Linked DNA regions of Mus musculus: region 1 is linked to region 2. The links are chromatin loops, found by intact Hi-C in ENCODE. Cell type or tissue: left cerebral cortex. All regions are shown on one strand. Links, peaks and the distances in the headings refer to the core of each region. The heading gives the core; the rest is flanking DNA.

What was found. Hi-C counts contacts between places; a loop is a spot of excess contacts. Peaks named below come from ENCODE experiments on the same cell type or tissue, not always from the same donor. Only the 100,000 strongest peaks of a DNase experiment are listed, where the experiment ranks them.
Region 1: a loop joins it to region 2, with 2.0 times the contacts of the local background. A loop is called at or near these places in 1 of 42 quality-filtered maps.

What each region holds. Positions count from the first base shown.
Region 1 is chr2:77,166,393-77,174,168 of GRCm38, reverse strand. Ccdc141 (coiled-coil domain containing 141) reads left to right here and starts at 3,534. Exons shown (of 24, transcript NM_001025576.3): 1 at 3,534-3,784; 2 at 5,536-5,658. The coding sequence starts at 3,683. In left cerebral cortex, for the core only: no CTCF peak of the experiment used is centred there; DNase peaks (open chromatin) are centred at 2,205, 2,624, 3,693, 3,886 and 1 more place; H3K4me3 peaks cover 3,465 bases; H3K27ac peaks cover 3,795 bases.
Region 2 is chr2:77,057,747-77,065,522 of GRCm38, reverse strand. It overlaps Ccdc141 (coiled-coil domain containing 141), which reads left to right. Exons shown (of 24, transcript NM_001025576.3): 9 at 5,842-5,983; 10 at 7,511-7,630. Gm39862 (a long non-coding RNA gene) reads left to right here. Exons shown (of 2, transcript XR_866496.1): 2 at 1-3,730. Among named protein-coding and RNA genes, the nearest start is that of Gm39862, 9.1 kb to the left of the region's middle. In left cerebral cortex, for the core only: a CTCF peak has its summit at 3,446 (motif pointing left); a DNase peak (open chromatin) is centred at 3,453.

The DNA.
Region 1 (7,776 bases), core at 1,753-6,752, 110 kb before region 2:
TCCCTAGCCCTGTCTGTGTGCTCCTTTTTAGTTCTCAATGCACGATGGTGCTGTCTGTCTGTCTACCATCTATCTGTCCATCCACCTATCACCTATTCTGTTTGTATGTTTGGCTATCCAATTGGTTATGTCTCCTCCCCACCCCGCCCCAGAGGGCAAACCATCGTAAATTGACCTTGTCCTGTTTTTGCTTTGTGCTTAATGTCTAGCAGACTCATATTTAGTCCTCCAGGATGAACAAAGACACACATGAGCACATGTAAGGCGGAATAAACTCCTGATGAGATGAGGAGACGGCAAATATAAAACTATCATAATAAACTTATTCTGGGTTATTTATATTTGGATCTATGTAACTTGTCTTTGTAAATTAGAAAGAAAACAATATTAATTATACAAACACCTGGAACTGTTTATGAAGGGAAAAGGAGCTTATTCTTGGTGTAGACAGTGTAAGAAAGAAACAGCGTTCGGACTGCCTGTCCATAGATAGAGATGAAAAGATCTGCACAGGTCTTCAAACACCAATGCTCTCTCTCTCTCTCTCTCTCTCTCTCTAAGAACCTGCTATTTGACACTCTGCCAAGTTCAGCCACAGCTTACGACTCCCCATAGAGGATATTTCACTGAGATCCAGCTTACATAAAACCAGCCATTTCCCAGCGGGATGAACAGAGAAGGTAGAGGAACTTCTGTCAGATCGCCTATAAACTTCAAAGGCAGGAGAATGCCTGCAAGGTTCTCTCTTCGTCTTGGCTTCTTTTTCTCTCTTTCTGGTGTTGATAGGGAGTATAAATAAACTGTAACTCGGAGGCTTTTTACAAACACTTTAATATGAATAAAATCAACCTGAGCAGCGTGTAGCAATTTCTTTAGCTCCAATGTATTTCTTACTAAGTATTCCCTAAATATATGGTGGAATTCATGACAAGCTATGTAACTAAGCATTATTCTAGATCGGTGGTTCTCAACCTGTGGGTTATGGCCCCTTTGGGGGTCAAATGACCCTTTCACAGGGGTCACCTAAAACGATAGGAGAACACAGATATTTACCTTATGATTCATAACAGTAGCAAAACTCCAGTTATGAAGTTGCAATGAAAATAATTTTATGGTTGTGGGTCACCACAACATAAACAACGGTATTAGGGGGTCACAGCATTAGGAAGGTTGAGAAGAACTGCTTTAGAGGACGAGTCTAGAAAATAGATATTGATGCTGTGATCTGAGTCACATGGTTTCTGTAGATTACTAAATTACTGGGAGGTAGAGTCCAAAAAAGAAAAAAAGGCAAAATATAATTATTTAAGTCTTTTTCAAGTCTTAAGATCAGGCAGGAATCTGAGTAATAATTAGAAAGAATCCACTTTAACGGATGCATGCTGTTTGCCTTAATGTTCGTGTCCACCAAAGTAGAGAACCCTTTTTTTTTTTTTTCCTTTTTTTCATTCAGCACCCTGGATCTGCTCCATCTAATTAAGAGAAAGGTCATCCACACACAAAATATGTTGCTGACCGGCTGGATTAATCTTTTAACAAAGTCCTACTTCTGATTCACCTTGCCCTTAAGCCTTGGGTTTAACTAGCCTTCCAGCCCCGTGCTCTCCTTTTCGCCATCTCTCCCTCCTTTCTGTCTAACTGACCGCCATTTCCAGAAGTCCCTCGCTGTCCTCCAAACCTTTGCACACAGTCTTCCATCCTAAGTGAAGCTTTGTGAATGGAGCAGCTGATTTAGCCTGCGCTCTTTGCAGCTTGCTGCCCCAAATTCCTTTCTACTCGTGAGGGCCTTTATGCAACTTGTGAGCCGTGCAGCCCGGGGTTAGCTTAGGGTGAAAATGTGCTGTTTGTATGCAGGTTGATGTTTGCCGTTCTGGTTGGCAAGATGGATAAGGACTTAAGCAATACCTGCTGTGCATTTAGTTTAAGCCATGGGCATTCTGAATCTCTCTCATTAGGGCTGAAAGCTGGTTGTAGTTGAATTGCTTTGGTTTACCCAGCCCGGTTACATACTGGCTCAGTGGAAGAAACTATCTTTAATGTCCAGAAGTGGTTATTTCTCCGAGAACTCCTCCGCCCCGCCCCAAACTGAAACCACTCAGAACAGGTTCTACACTGTCCAGGATCTTGGCGCCTGCTGACCAGAGCTAGCTCACTCCGGCTGCTGCCGTCGCGGTGTTAGGTGAAGTCTGTTCAATCTAGGAGCAGGGATCTTGGTGTGTTTCCCATCTCATCAGAGAGGCAGGCAGATGCTGAAAAGCAGAAGCGCCGGTCCAAGGGTGTACAGTATGCAGAGCAGCCAGGGAAAGAAGAGCAATTGCTGACACCCACGTACGTGTGCGTGTGCACGCATTCGCCCACATTTCAACTCAACAATGTTTTCATAAGCCTTAGCATAAGAAATCAGTGGCACTGCTTACGCAGCCCCCGCCTTGTCGGCCCAGGGTCTAACGTGCTTTTACTCAGAGCTAAGGGGGGCTACACAGGGAGTGGGTTCCTTTGGCTCCGTTTATGGCTCCGTCCTCGGGTTTATCTTTCATCCCAGGGCTCTCCAGTGGTTTCATCAGATTTGGAGTTAGTGTCTCTGATGTGTTTGCCTCTGACCTCTGACCTAAACTTCAGTGGTGTTATTTTCAGCTGTTCTTTGACAGGGCTCCAACAGCTGCTGCTTAATACCACAGACAACTTCTGACAGAGGCAGAGCTTCTAGCAATAGGATTAATCTGTGAGCCTCACTCTGATTTGAAGCTAGTTGAAAATTTTTTTTTCTCCAGGTAGAAATGGGGATTTACAAAGAAAGAGAGGTGGGGGGCGGGGGGAGCCAGAACAGTCTAGGAGGCTAAACAAAGCAGAGCCAAAAACAAACAAAAAAGAAACAAAATGTTCACTACAAAGAAAACACATTTCTTAGAGTTAACAAGAAGCATGGAAGTGCTGAGCTTTCTCACAGCTGTTTGCTGGCTGAATTGGAAAATACTGTTCAGAAAACAGTCACAGAGAAATCCCAGGAAGATGTGTAGTTCTTGATAAATCCTGGGTGAGTTGTTTTAAAAATACTTAACTCCTCAAATAAATACCAGAAAGAGAGACAGAGAGAGACAGAGAGAGAGAGAGAGAGAGAGAGAGAGAGAGAGAGAGTCATTTTTAGTAGTTTTCTTTGCACGAAGAAGACTTGAAAAGACTGATATCCAGGTCAGTGACTTTCTGGTTGCAAAGTCCATAGCTACAACTGTTTAGTTTCGATGGCAAAACTAATTTGGGTTGTCAGGATGTAGTTTTTTTTTGTTTTTTTTTTTTCCATTAGCTATCAGACATCAGCTGATAGGCAAAGAGCTCAAAGCTGTCCCTCGAGTTTCAGATAATGGTTCAAATAACTGGCACTTTCTGTTACCATACTAGGGGGGTGGTGCTCTGTCTCTGTGTCTCTCTCTCCATCTCCCTCCCTCCCCCCCCCCCCCCCCCCGCGAGTGTAACTCTCTCTCCCCTTTCCCCCTCCCTCTCGATAAGCTCAATGGGGCTGTCTATTTTTAACTTCCTGTTCTTTCCTTTTGGCCGGGCAATCAGTGTGAACAGAGGCGCGTTCCCTGAAAGAGTCCCGGTAGCCTCGTGGAAGCCTTCTGACATGACCAGCAGACAGCATCACTACCAAGGCTGCTCGGGGTTTAAGCCCTGCTTCTAAAGTGCCATGTCCTGCAAAGAAAGTCCCCATGTGGGTGCTTCCACCACCACTGTCAGCTCTGTAGCCGTGCACGCTGGGGACTCCAAGATCGTGATCGCCGTTGTCAAGGTAAACTCACAGCTTGCTTTCCTCTGTGTGGCTGGGGGGCTCTTGGCGGAATGGCTGAGAGCACGGGAGGATAATGCAGAGCAGATGACAAATAACAAGTGATCTTCGCCACTTAAATCCGTGACAGAGGACTGCTAAGTTCCAACAAGTTGGCAGCTGCTTTTCAGGGTAAAACGCCTCTAGAGCGCCTTCCAACAAACTTTACTGTGTACTTTCAGTTTGGTCCTTACAGGCGAGGCGCATGTGATGAAGGTTGAGGAATTCCAGGAGAGTTGGGTGGCCAGGACAGTGCCTGAGATTTCTGAGTGGCTGTGATGGAGAATGGGGAGGCAGGTCAGAGTGGGGCACTGTCCTGAGCTTGAGAGAACTGGATGCACCAGAAGCCTCCCAGAACCGGTTTTCACTGGTAAAGGCAACGCTAAATACTTCTCCCACTGTAGGGGGATGGAGACTGCCACAGACTACTTATTAAACTGCCTCTCCCTCTTGAGAAAAGGAAAGTGCAGTGACTCGGGCCTTAACTGTGTGTTTTATGTCTAATTGTTTTATGTCTAATTGTGCAAAGATGGCCACACATTATTTTGGGTTGTACGAGGCTCCCATGATTTTTTTTTTTTCCTCTGACTGAAATCATCATGAAAGATCCTCTGGACTATAAGCTTGCTCTTTAGACACTATGCCACCCAAATAATTCAGGTTTAATGAAAGCAAACCTGGTAAAACAAAACGACAAACAAACAAATACCTGGCTACAAGGCCTATTGGATTTACATGCTGCAAAATTGTATAGTAGCATGAAGCTGTGTAGGAGAAAAGCCGAGCTTGACATTGAGCAAAGCAATTCTCTGAAGAGGCATGGAATGCAGGGTCCTGCTCAAGGCCTTAGCTGGGTGGGGGTGGGGGTGGGGGGTTCTCAGTACTGGGAGACTTCTGCACAACAAATAGGACTTCAGCTCCACTCCCCATCCTGTCCTCAGCAGAGGTGTGAGTGGGAATGACAAGGACCATGGCTTCCCCAGTGCAATCAGGTCACTTGCACACGATTTAAAGACGCTTTGGGCAACATGTAGATTCCAGCAGGGATGGAAGAGAAGCAAATCTAGGACTTTTTTGTTTTTTAGTAAACATTACTTTTTCTCAAACTTAAAACATTCATAGAGTAGACGGAGTCACAATACTTAAACAACAACCTATGAGATAGTCAGAGGTACAACGAACATACAAACTTTAACAACAATATAGAAAAGTCTTTTAAGCTGGATTCTGTTTCTCAGAAAAACCACTCACGGTCCCCTCTCCAGCTCCCTTCCCCACTGCCATCTCCAAAGAAAAGGCACTTCAGCCTCTTCAGAGAGCAAAGTTTGTATTGATGGGCAGGGAAAGCCCAGGTCTGGTCCATAGTGAAGTTCCACCCCGCTCTACCTCTGTGAAGTGTCCCTCTCTGTCTAGAGATGTTTTGTGTGAATTCTTCCGGTGATGGTGAAGAACTGATCACCATCTAACGCACACACAGCACACATTTGTCATTTGGGAGTTTAAAGAATTCAAACCTGCTCTCCATGAGAAAACGTGTTCTAGGGATAAAAGAAGGACCCGGCACAGGTTTGCATCAGACCTGTTGCATTTCAACACGGCAGACCATCCCCGTGGAAGGAGAAAGTGTTCATAGTGTAACTGGAAATTAAAATTACAAGGTGGGAAAAGGAGAAGGGGGAGAGAGAATAAAAGTTCACTTCACATTTTGTTTTTAGTGTGGCAAATGGGTACGACTCCAACTGGCTGAATCGCAGCCCAATCTCCTCGAAATTGGGAGCAGTCAAGATGAAACCAAAAAACTCCTTCACGATCATGAGCTGCTTCTGGCCAAGCTTAAGGTAAGAGCCTCTGAGTCGAAGCAAAGTCAACACTCCAAAGTAAGGTGAGACCGGTTCTCTCCTTCCTCTGGTCCCGCTGCTCTGACTTGCTTTGGCCATTTTAATTCAGTGCTGTTAGCGAATGGAAAAACCACTGCTGTCACGCGCAAGCATCAGCCTAGGAAAGAAATATCAAGGACGGGACAAACAGCTCAGTTGGTCCTTGCCTTTCGAACATGACCACCTGGGTTGGATCCCTAGAGTCCATGGGAAACAGGCAGGCAGGCCAGGCACAGTAGCACAGGAAATGGGAGGTTCCCTGAAGTCTGCTGACAGGCTGGCCCAGCCTAATTGGTGAGCTACCTACCAGTGAGAGATGCCATCTCAAACGATGTGGCTGTACCCTTCAGGATGTTACCCAAGTTGTTTTCTGGCCTCCACAAGAACACACACAAAGGCAGGCAGACACACGGACACGCATGCATGCCCAATAAAATACAAAACAAGTTGCATTTTTAAAGTTGTCCTACATGCAATAGAAAATACTGAGGCACAATATTTCACCGTCTTTTCAGTAGGAGAACCTCTCCACTGGCCATCCCGGTGGAAACAAACTCCACTACCTTGTCATTCCATGCATTAACACACAACATCAGCTCTACCTTTTCTGTTGCTAAAGCAACCTTCTGATAAGCATAATGTAGACAAATCATTTTTTAAAATATCTGATTTTATGCTTAGTATTAAGAGTTATTGAAACCAGATGACATTATTAGTAAAATTAGACCCAACAAATTGTAGTTACTTAAGAATGTAAAGTTAACACTGATTTGGGATGCCGCGTAAGAAACAAAGCCAGCTACATCATTTGTGAGATTCCGAGCAAGGTAAAAATGTGCAGACCCTTGTTCTAAAAGCTGTCATAGTGCATTTCATTCTGTCTTTAATATCTGTCTGCTTTGGGTACTAGCGTACAGGACACATGGGTGAGTGCAGGCCATGAATGTGGGGTATCACTTAATTCACACAGTGACCTCTACAGGGAGCCATGGGGGGGGGAGTGGAGAGAGAGAGAGAGAGAGAGAGAGAGAGAGAGAATGGCTTTCTGTACCATGAGATTTCAGATGCCAGCATTTGGTTCATGGTCTGTGGGATTCACTTAGAGAACACAGCTGAAAGAAATGTCCTTAACCTTTCAAAGACAATGACAGGTGGAGTGTGAAATCCCATGTTGCCTTCCCCTGAGCAGGGCAGAAGGATGCAGCTAGTTCTCTGTGTCGTGAGCTGCACATGCAAGCAAGTACACATCTTTGTTAAGATCAAAGAGGCTTGATGAAGATGCAGAGTCCTAAAATGGTCAGGATGCTCTGAGATGTTAGACTTAAATAGTACTGGCTTCTCTGTGTTTCTAGGCTGAAACACATGGTTGATTTCTAACTCAAAGTCAGGTCTAAACTGCATCCAGTTTATAGACTGTGGGGAAAGTAATTAATTGGGTAAAACTGACTGGGAGGATGATAGATGAACCAATATCGAAGACAGCTTCTAGAACCTGATACTTACTCCCTTGTGTGACAACTCCTTACTCTTGTGTCTGATCTGAGCTGTCATTCCAGGGAGCAGGCCCTGGTCATCACGAAGTCTTGCGTGTATTGACAAGAAATAACACCAAAACAAAACACCATTATAATGTGAAAGAACACTGGGCCAGGAATCAAAAGACCTTTGTGTGGCTTTAGTCGTGTCATAAACTAACGTAACTTGACAAATAATTCAAAGTCTTCCTGTTACAAAAAAGCTTCAATACATTCTTGAACCTACTGTTCTATGAATCACAGAAACCCAGTACCGTTCCCCGTTCATTCCTAAGGTTTGCTTCCCACAGTCCATGGGTCCCCATCTCCTTTCTATGCACCTGCCAACATTCGTGGGAGGTAGTCTGGACCTAAAGCTACATTCCTTTCTCAGTTCCCACTAAGCCATGCTGCCTGGTACTTTCCAGTTCACTGATGAATCATCAATGGTGGCTCGTAGCAGATTGGGCCTCTGGGGTCTATGGCTTTTCATGTCTCATATCTTGAGAAAACACTATAAGACATACTTCCTTAGATGTACCAATGCTCTTACTTGATAGCTGAA
Region 2 (7,776 bases), core at 909-5,908:
TGTTCACCATCTGGTTGAGCTCCTAATCCAGATGGGCTGCCAATAGTAATTTATGAAAGGGTTGAAAGCAACGTGCCATGCTCTAGCGTGAATCATTAGAAGGCATTAACTTTGGGATTTGCTCCCCTCCCCCAGCCCCTGCTTGCGACAGATGCAAAGATAGGGTGACTGCTTCCCTACAGTAAACAGAACAGTCTATTTGGGAAGCAAAAAGTCAATATGTCTTTCCTTTTTGAAGGAAAAAAAAAAACATTTATCGCCTCCTTCCCTTCAGTTGACTTAATGAATACAGGATTAAATGCCCCCCATGGTGGAGCTTCTAACACATGTCTGAAGAAGACTTCTCAATCTGACGCATCTGAACATCTGGGATACTGGACTGCCAAAGTCAGCATCAGGAATAATCTGACAGGCCTCATGCTCACCCTGCTGACAGGCACCAAGAAATCCTTTCTCAGGGAGAAAGCCCAAAGGTCAATCAATGTTTCCAGTGCAGTCCAGGGTCACAGACCCACTGGCCATCCTTTTCTCTTCTCCAGCAGACACACACAGGCAGTGTGCTTTCGAGTGGGAACTCAGTTACGGGGCACCGTGGTTGGCTTCAATCAGGTTTCTTTTAAGTCACCATCCATCCGCGTTCCACCATTAGTTGAGTGCGGCTGTACTGTAATCGCACTTGTTCCTTGTGAACGATAAAATTCTTTTCATTTGTCTTCAACTCGTGTGAGAATGGCTAGAAAATTGGGGAATCATAGTTTATCCTTTGTTCAAGTCATTTACTATTAAGGCGCTGGAGAACATTGCCAGTATGTATGCTATCTGTGCTTTAAGGGTTTGTAAGAGTCTGGAACCAGCATGGAAGGTTCTAAATGAAAAATGCTGGCATCTGGGCTGCTTGTAATCTACAGATCAAGGTCTCGGAAAGGAAAATGCAGGGGTACAGGGTCACGGAGAGCCCTGGGATTAGGAACAGGCCAGGTACTATCATTACAATCCTGCTGGGAATGAGAAATGGAAGAGATTAGCATCCAATAAGAGGGAGGCAATCTTTTGAGGACAGAGAGAAAGGCTTGGGTAAGCAGGGTGGTTGGCAATTTCTCCACCCAAGGAATGAATCTGTGGTGCAGACAGGAGTGGGGCAGAGGGGATAGTAATTCTCATGGGAGCAAGGTGACTCAGAGTGTCCTCATAAAGCTTCATTAGAGGAGAGATGTGCACATTGAACCAAACGATTTGTGTTAAGATTTCTTAAACCCAGCTGCAAGTGCCAGCACACAGAAGAAGAAACCAGGCATCCCTGATGGCCTAAAATGTCTGCAAGTGATCTAAAGGGCAGCCATTTATCCACAGGTGACGGGATACTGTTACTGTGAAAAATTAAGAAATTCTGATTTCAGAATATCTTATTTTTTTCCTTTATTAAAAAAAAGTTTGGTTTTTTTTGAGAATTTCATGTGTTGTATATTGAATTTTGGTCATTTTTGCTCTCTTTACTGTCTCTCCCCTTCCTTACTCCCTAACTGAAACTCCTTTTCCCCCATGAGGCTCTCTCCTATTTGATATTTTTTTGTGACCTGATGAATATAATTATGGTTGCTTGCTTGAGCATTAGTAGGGAATTGTTACTGAAACCATGGGCCACTTATCAAAGGTTGTACCACTGAAGAAATGATATACCTTCCCCAGAACCCCATAACTACCCATAATCCCTCAGTGGGAGGTGAGACCTCATAAGGCCTCTATCTATTCCTTGCATGAAGAAATGGTGATGACCAAATCTTTTCCCCCCTATTTATTTATTCGCTTTACATCCCAATTGCTGCCCACCCTTACTGGTCCCCACTTCCATAATCCCTCCCCATTCTTCTCTGAGACGGTAGAGACCCCATGGGTATCCCCACACCCCAGCACCTCAAGTCTCTGTGAGGCTAGGCCCATTCTCCCTGAGGCCAGACGAGGCAGCCCAGATAGAAGAACATATCCCACAAACAGGCAACAGCTTTTGGGATAGCCCCCGCTCCAGTTTGGGACCCACATGGAGGCCGAGCAGTACATCTGCTACATATGTGTGGGGAGGCCTAGGTCCAGCCTGTGTAGGCTCTTGGTTCGTGGTTCAGTCGCCAAGATCCTCCAAGGGTCCAGGTTAGTTGACTCTGTTGATCTTCCTATGGCGTTCCTATCCCCTTCCCCCAACTCCTCCATAAGGGTCACCAAGCTCCATTCAATGTTTGCCTGTGGGTCTCTGCATCTGTCTGAGTCGGCTGCTGGGTGGAACCTCTCAAAAGACAGCCATGCTAGATTCCTGTCTGCAAGCATAAGAATATCATTAATAGTATCAGGGATTCTTATGTAGGTTGTATGCAGGTAAAGACAGCTACATAGAGTTTATGAGTGCAACAGCTATGTCGGGCCCTAAAGACCTGCTTTACAGCACCCCTCTCCACCCTCTGCCTCTTACCTTCTCTATACCCCATCTATGTCCTTTGAGCCGGACGGGCTGGTGTCCCACCAACTCTCTCCACAGTTGCTTATTCTTTGTACTTTGAGCACTTATGAATTTTTACATGAATTACTGCCCACTACAAAAGGAAGAGTCTCTGAGCAGCACTAGTCTATGGGTTTAAACATAGTATGTAAGTATTTGGAATGTAGTTTGACACCATGTTCTTTAAACAGTTAGGTTCTCCCTCTAGACTCTATGACCTCCCCAATCAGAAAGTGGTTGGTTGCTAACATAATCATTATGTCACTATTGTACCAGTGTGCAGATCTTGACATTTTTATTATGACTACTCAACACGTATTTTTCTCACTCCTTAAGTTTATGTGTTCTTTTTTTTCCGTAAATGTTGATCAGATTCTATTTTATTGATCTTTAAAATGACATTAATTGGTCTAGAGATGTAGTTCAGGTGGTAGAGTGCTTGCCTAGAAAGTATACTCTCCAGCACCCTATAAACCATCAGTGGCAGTGTGTGCCGGTAATCCCAGAACTCAGGAGATAGACAGAGAAGGATTAAGAGTTCAAGGTCCCCAGGCTACATGGAAAGATTGAGGTCAGGCTCTGAGAGCTGAGACTCTGTCTCGAACTTTTTAAGAAATGTATTAACCTTCCGTTATTATAAGACCATGTGCTCAAGGCTACAAGGATTATAGGAGTAAGTCGGGCACCAGTCCTTACCCTTAAAGAATTTATAGCACAATAGATAAAGTGCCTGATAAGAAACAAATAAATCTCCTAGGTGATTGAAAAACAAAATCAGAAACAAACAGATCCTATTTTATTGGCATTGATTTGTCAAAATTAAAATTATGGTTTTGCGAAGGTGATATTTTTACTGAAGAAATGCTTGGTTTTGGGTTTTGTTTTCTTATTTTGTGTTCTCTGTGCTGGAAGGACTTTCAAGACATGCAATTTGAACAAGGTATTACATCCCTCTAGTGGCCATTTTCCAGACTACATGCAGGCATAGCTTTTATCTAGAGAAAACAACCAATTTCAAAAGAGCTTGCCAACCAGGCCGATCTATTTGAATGCAAGTCAGCAACAGTCAATAAAAGAACGCCAGGAGAAAAATACTTCACTATGCTTTATGTCATGTGTTCCACACTCAGAAAAAGTGCAAGAAGATTGGGGGTAGGGTGGAGAATTGACTGTGAGATCAGATACCCAGGCTAAAATCTTGCTTCTGCTATTCCGTGACTGAGCAAGTTAGTGAAAGGAAAAAAATTAAAATGGGGTGAAGAGCAATTGAGAAAGACAGTGTTGACCTCCAGCCTCCACGTGTGTACACCTGTACACACCTTTTAACACACACATACACACACATGCATACACACAAACATGCACACCTATATGCATACAAACGCACATGTGCACACATGAACACACACAACCATGCACAAAAATGTACATACACACAAGCATGCACATACACATGCACACACATATACATGCATACATATAAACATGCACACACACATGCACACAGATGCACATACATGCACACATGTACATACACATGCACACAGACAAACAGCACACACACACAACCATGCACACACACATGGACACAGATGTACATACACACACGCACATACACACATGTGAACGCACACAAAGCTGGCTGGGAACCAAAGAGTAGTGAACTGCTGTCCCCCAGGGAGTAGCCCATTCAAAATTCATAGTTGTTTTCCAGTTTCCTTCTTGGAGGTGTCGATTCTAAGTGTGATGAGCAAACAAATGCCTAACTGTAGTGGATGCAGGGTGCATGCTGGTGGTGGGGGTGACTCAGAAGTAGAAGGTGATCATCCTTCATCTTGGCTGGCACAGATGTTTTTACAATTTTATATTACAAGTTTTACCAATAACTTGCAAATTGCCATGGTGTTTCCTGACTCTTACCACCGTCCCTTCTCTTGCCATGTCTACCAGTCCCTGCCGTTACCTTTTCCTCTGTGCCTTTCCCAGCGTGCTACACAGATACATTCTCTTTCTCATTCTAAATTTCAGTATTCTATAGAAAACTTGGAACATAGTACTCATAGGACAACAGGACTTTAAAGACCTTTTTAGTACAGCTTCTGTCAGTAAGAATTGGTTCTAAAAGTCTCCTGGTGGTTTTTTTTTTTTAATTATTATTTTCTTCACTGAATATAAGTACTGAGCTATAAAACTAATTGTTCTAAATGTGCCTGGAATGTTGTATACCAGGAACAATATCTCTCATAGTGGTTTTATGTCATGTTTTACAATTATTCTTGTCTGGGACCCTTGATGTACCCCAGGCACATCCAAGTGTGACTGTTTGGAAGCATCTTTACAACCATTCTAGGGACATTGCTATACCCCTAGGTCTTTTTTTGATCTTGTCCTCATTTCATTACTAATTTATTTTTACTGACTCATAAATTAATTGTTTGAGGTTAAATTCTTGAAATCTGTACCTAGCTCCAAGATCTTTATAAAAAAAAAAAAAAGAAAGAAAAATAACTCCCAGGATAATTAAAGAGTTATCATGCTAACTTTTGCTAGTGGTTGAAGGAAAATGGAGGGGGGAAATTAAAGACTTAGATTTCTAAAATAGCAGGCAAGGTGCTGTGTTCAGTCCGCCCACACTCTCCTTACACTTCTTGCTTTGTGAAATCTTAGGAATGGTTAGGAAACCTGTGACCATTTCTGCAATGGGAGCAGTTGGAGTCCAACTCAAAGCTGGTTTGAAAGTCTTGTCCTTTTATGAGCCTCCATGTCACCTTCATCTCATAAGGTCAACACAGGTTATAAAAATGATGATGTGAAGATGAAATACTGGCAAGCATATTTGATATCTAATTGCTAGTGATAACTAGGTATTTATCTAGTGGATATAGCCTTGAGCATTCATAACCACTGAGAACAAAATATATAAATATTTTACCCTATTGGGTTAGCAAATGCTTTGTTAATTGGCCGATTCACATTCCTATTCAAAGAGCATCTTGAAATAAATGAAGCTTTTAAATGATGCCCCCAGGGAAACTTGGTAAACATACTGTGCCTTTTACCATAAGATTCTGGAAGTATCTCTGAGAAATATTAAAAAGTAAACCTTTAGAAAAGATTAGAGCTGCTGCAGAAGCCATCATTCATCGTTCCCTCGAGACTGACGGACCTTAAACAAAGGAACACTCTGTGGCTTTGCCGCCTGCTGTGCCAGTGTGATAGCTTCTATTATCTGAAAACAGTAGCTTGCACCAACTCAGACTGCCCATGAAAGGAGAGATCTGTTTTCAGGTGGTGCCTCTTGTCAGGGCTTCTAAGTCAAGGTCAAGGTGAACTAACCACTGGCTTGTTCCATTCAGCTCTCGGGTGACAGGAATCCACGAGATGATGGGATACATTCAGAACCGAGTGGATTGTCTCACTGAACAGTGTACAGCGCATGAGGAATTTGCCCGCAAGAGACAGCAATTAGCAACATCAGTGGACGACTACCTAAGGAAGGTAGTTTCATAAAAGAATATATATACACCTTTTATTTGGTGTTCACGGATGGTGTGCCAACTGTGAGCACTGTGGGAGGGTGTGGCACATCTCCTTAGACTTCCTCTATATTACATAGTAGGACTTATAATGGGGTGAACAGTTGTAATTCACCTCTGCCCCAGGTTGCCAATCATAAATGTCTAATGTTGTCTGCCATTCCAGTGCATACACACACACACACACACACACACATATATTTATATATATACACACACACACATATATACAAACATACTCTCCATAGTTCTGTGTTAGCCACATCAGACATGCCCCAAAAGGGGGGAGTGCTGGTTTGTATGACTCTGAGCAAAGTCACATGCTAGCTTTCATCATAATGGCACAATTGACCAGAAGGACTTCAGATAGCCAGCTAGATATTAACAGTTTTGGGGGTTGTGTTTCTGGGAAAGATCTGTTGTCATCATCATTTTGACTGGACAGAACCAGTGCAAGAGACACAGTCATCCACATAAAAGCACTCACGGGAGGAAGATCAGCAGCTTTCTATGGAAACATTTTGCTATCTATCCGCTGAAGACACGGTGGTAGTGAGCCTTGCTGTAGACGCTGGGTCTCAAATGTTCAGTCATCTTTGTATTCGATGCAACCTACTGATATACTTGAGTATATAGGAGCAGAGTTAACAGACTTCATAGGATCTGGCACTAAACAGCATCCTTGTTAGGTTGTTCCCTCTGTTACTGACCCGGTAGCTCATGACTGTGAGCTGTATCTGGTTGCCTGGGTCCAGAGAGAGTTTGATCACAGGAGCAGCTTGACCACTTGAGAGTCAAGCTAATTCGGTGATTGTGGAAGACACACCAGGAATTTAAACAATGGCTGCTTCTTATCTGATTGCTGACTTAGCTGTGGAGGGTGTGCATTCTATAGAAAGCAAGGGATGAAGGAAATAACTCGAGTGGAATGAAGCCCTTCCAGGGTCACCTAGGTCACTGGTTCTTGTGAACCAAAGATCAAATCACAATTCCCTCAATTCATCAGTGAAATGATTCAAGTAGGTCCCTGCTTTCACTATCGTCTGGACAGGGCATTTCCCAGAGCTCCCCAGCTTTAAATACAACTGTCTGTAGGGTAGTCTAACACCTCCGTTTGGAATGCTTGCTTACTTGTGCCAGCAAATTGGTCTCATTCAACATACAGATGAATTCATCTCTGCTAACATGTTAGCAAGTATATTATCATCCTCTGTGGGCAATATAGAAAAGCTCTTCATGGGTATGCAGGGATGATAGCTTGTAGTCATTGCTGTCAGTGAAAGACTATATTTATAGCTTATCAGTATGGCATCATATGAAGATCAGCATTATCAAAATATGAAATTCTTCAAAATTTAAAGCTATTTTATACAAAAATGATATACATTTAAAATACAATGGTGATGTATGGAACAATATTTCCTTATATGTACACTCCTTTATATAAGTATATATTTTTAAGACTACAATATATTCTCTATTCCCTAAGGTGGAAATGTCAATTCAGGAAATCAGGCCCATTCTTGCTACCACATTGGATGTTGCTTCCAGCCCTTCTGAATCAGAGAAGATTTTAAATAAATATCTGGAATTGGATATCCAAGTCAAGGTAAATGAAAGTTATTTCTAGGACCATAATGTTGAAAATAATTATTTAAAAACAATTTCCAAAGATATGGCATTTAGTTCCAGCTCCCTTAAGAGCTGCAATTATAGCCGGGCGGTAGTGGAGGATGCCTTTAATACCAGCACTTG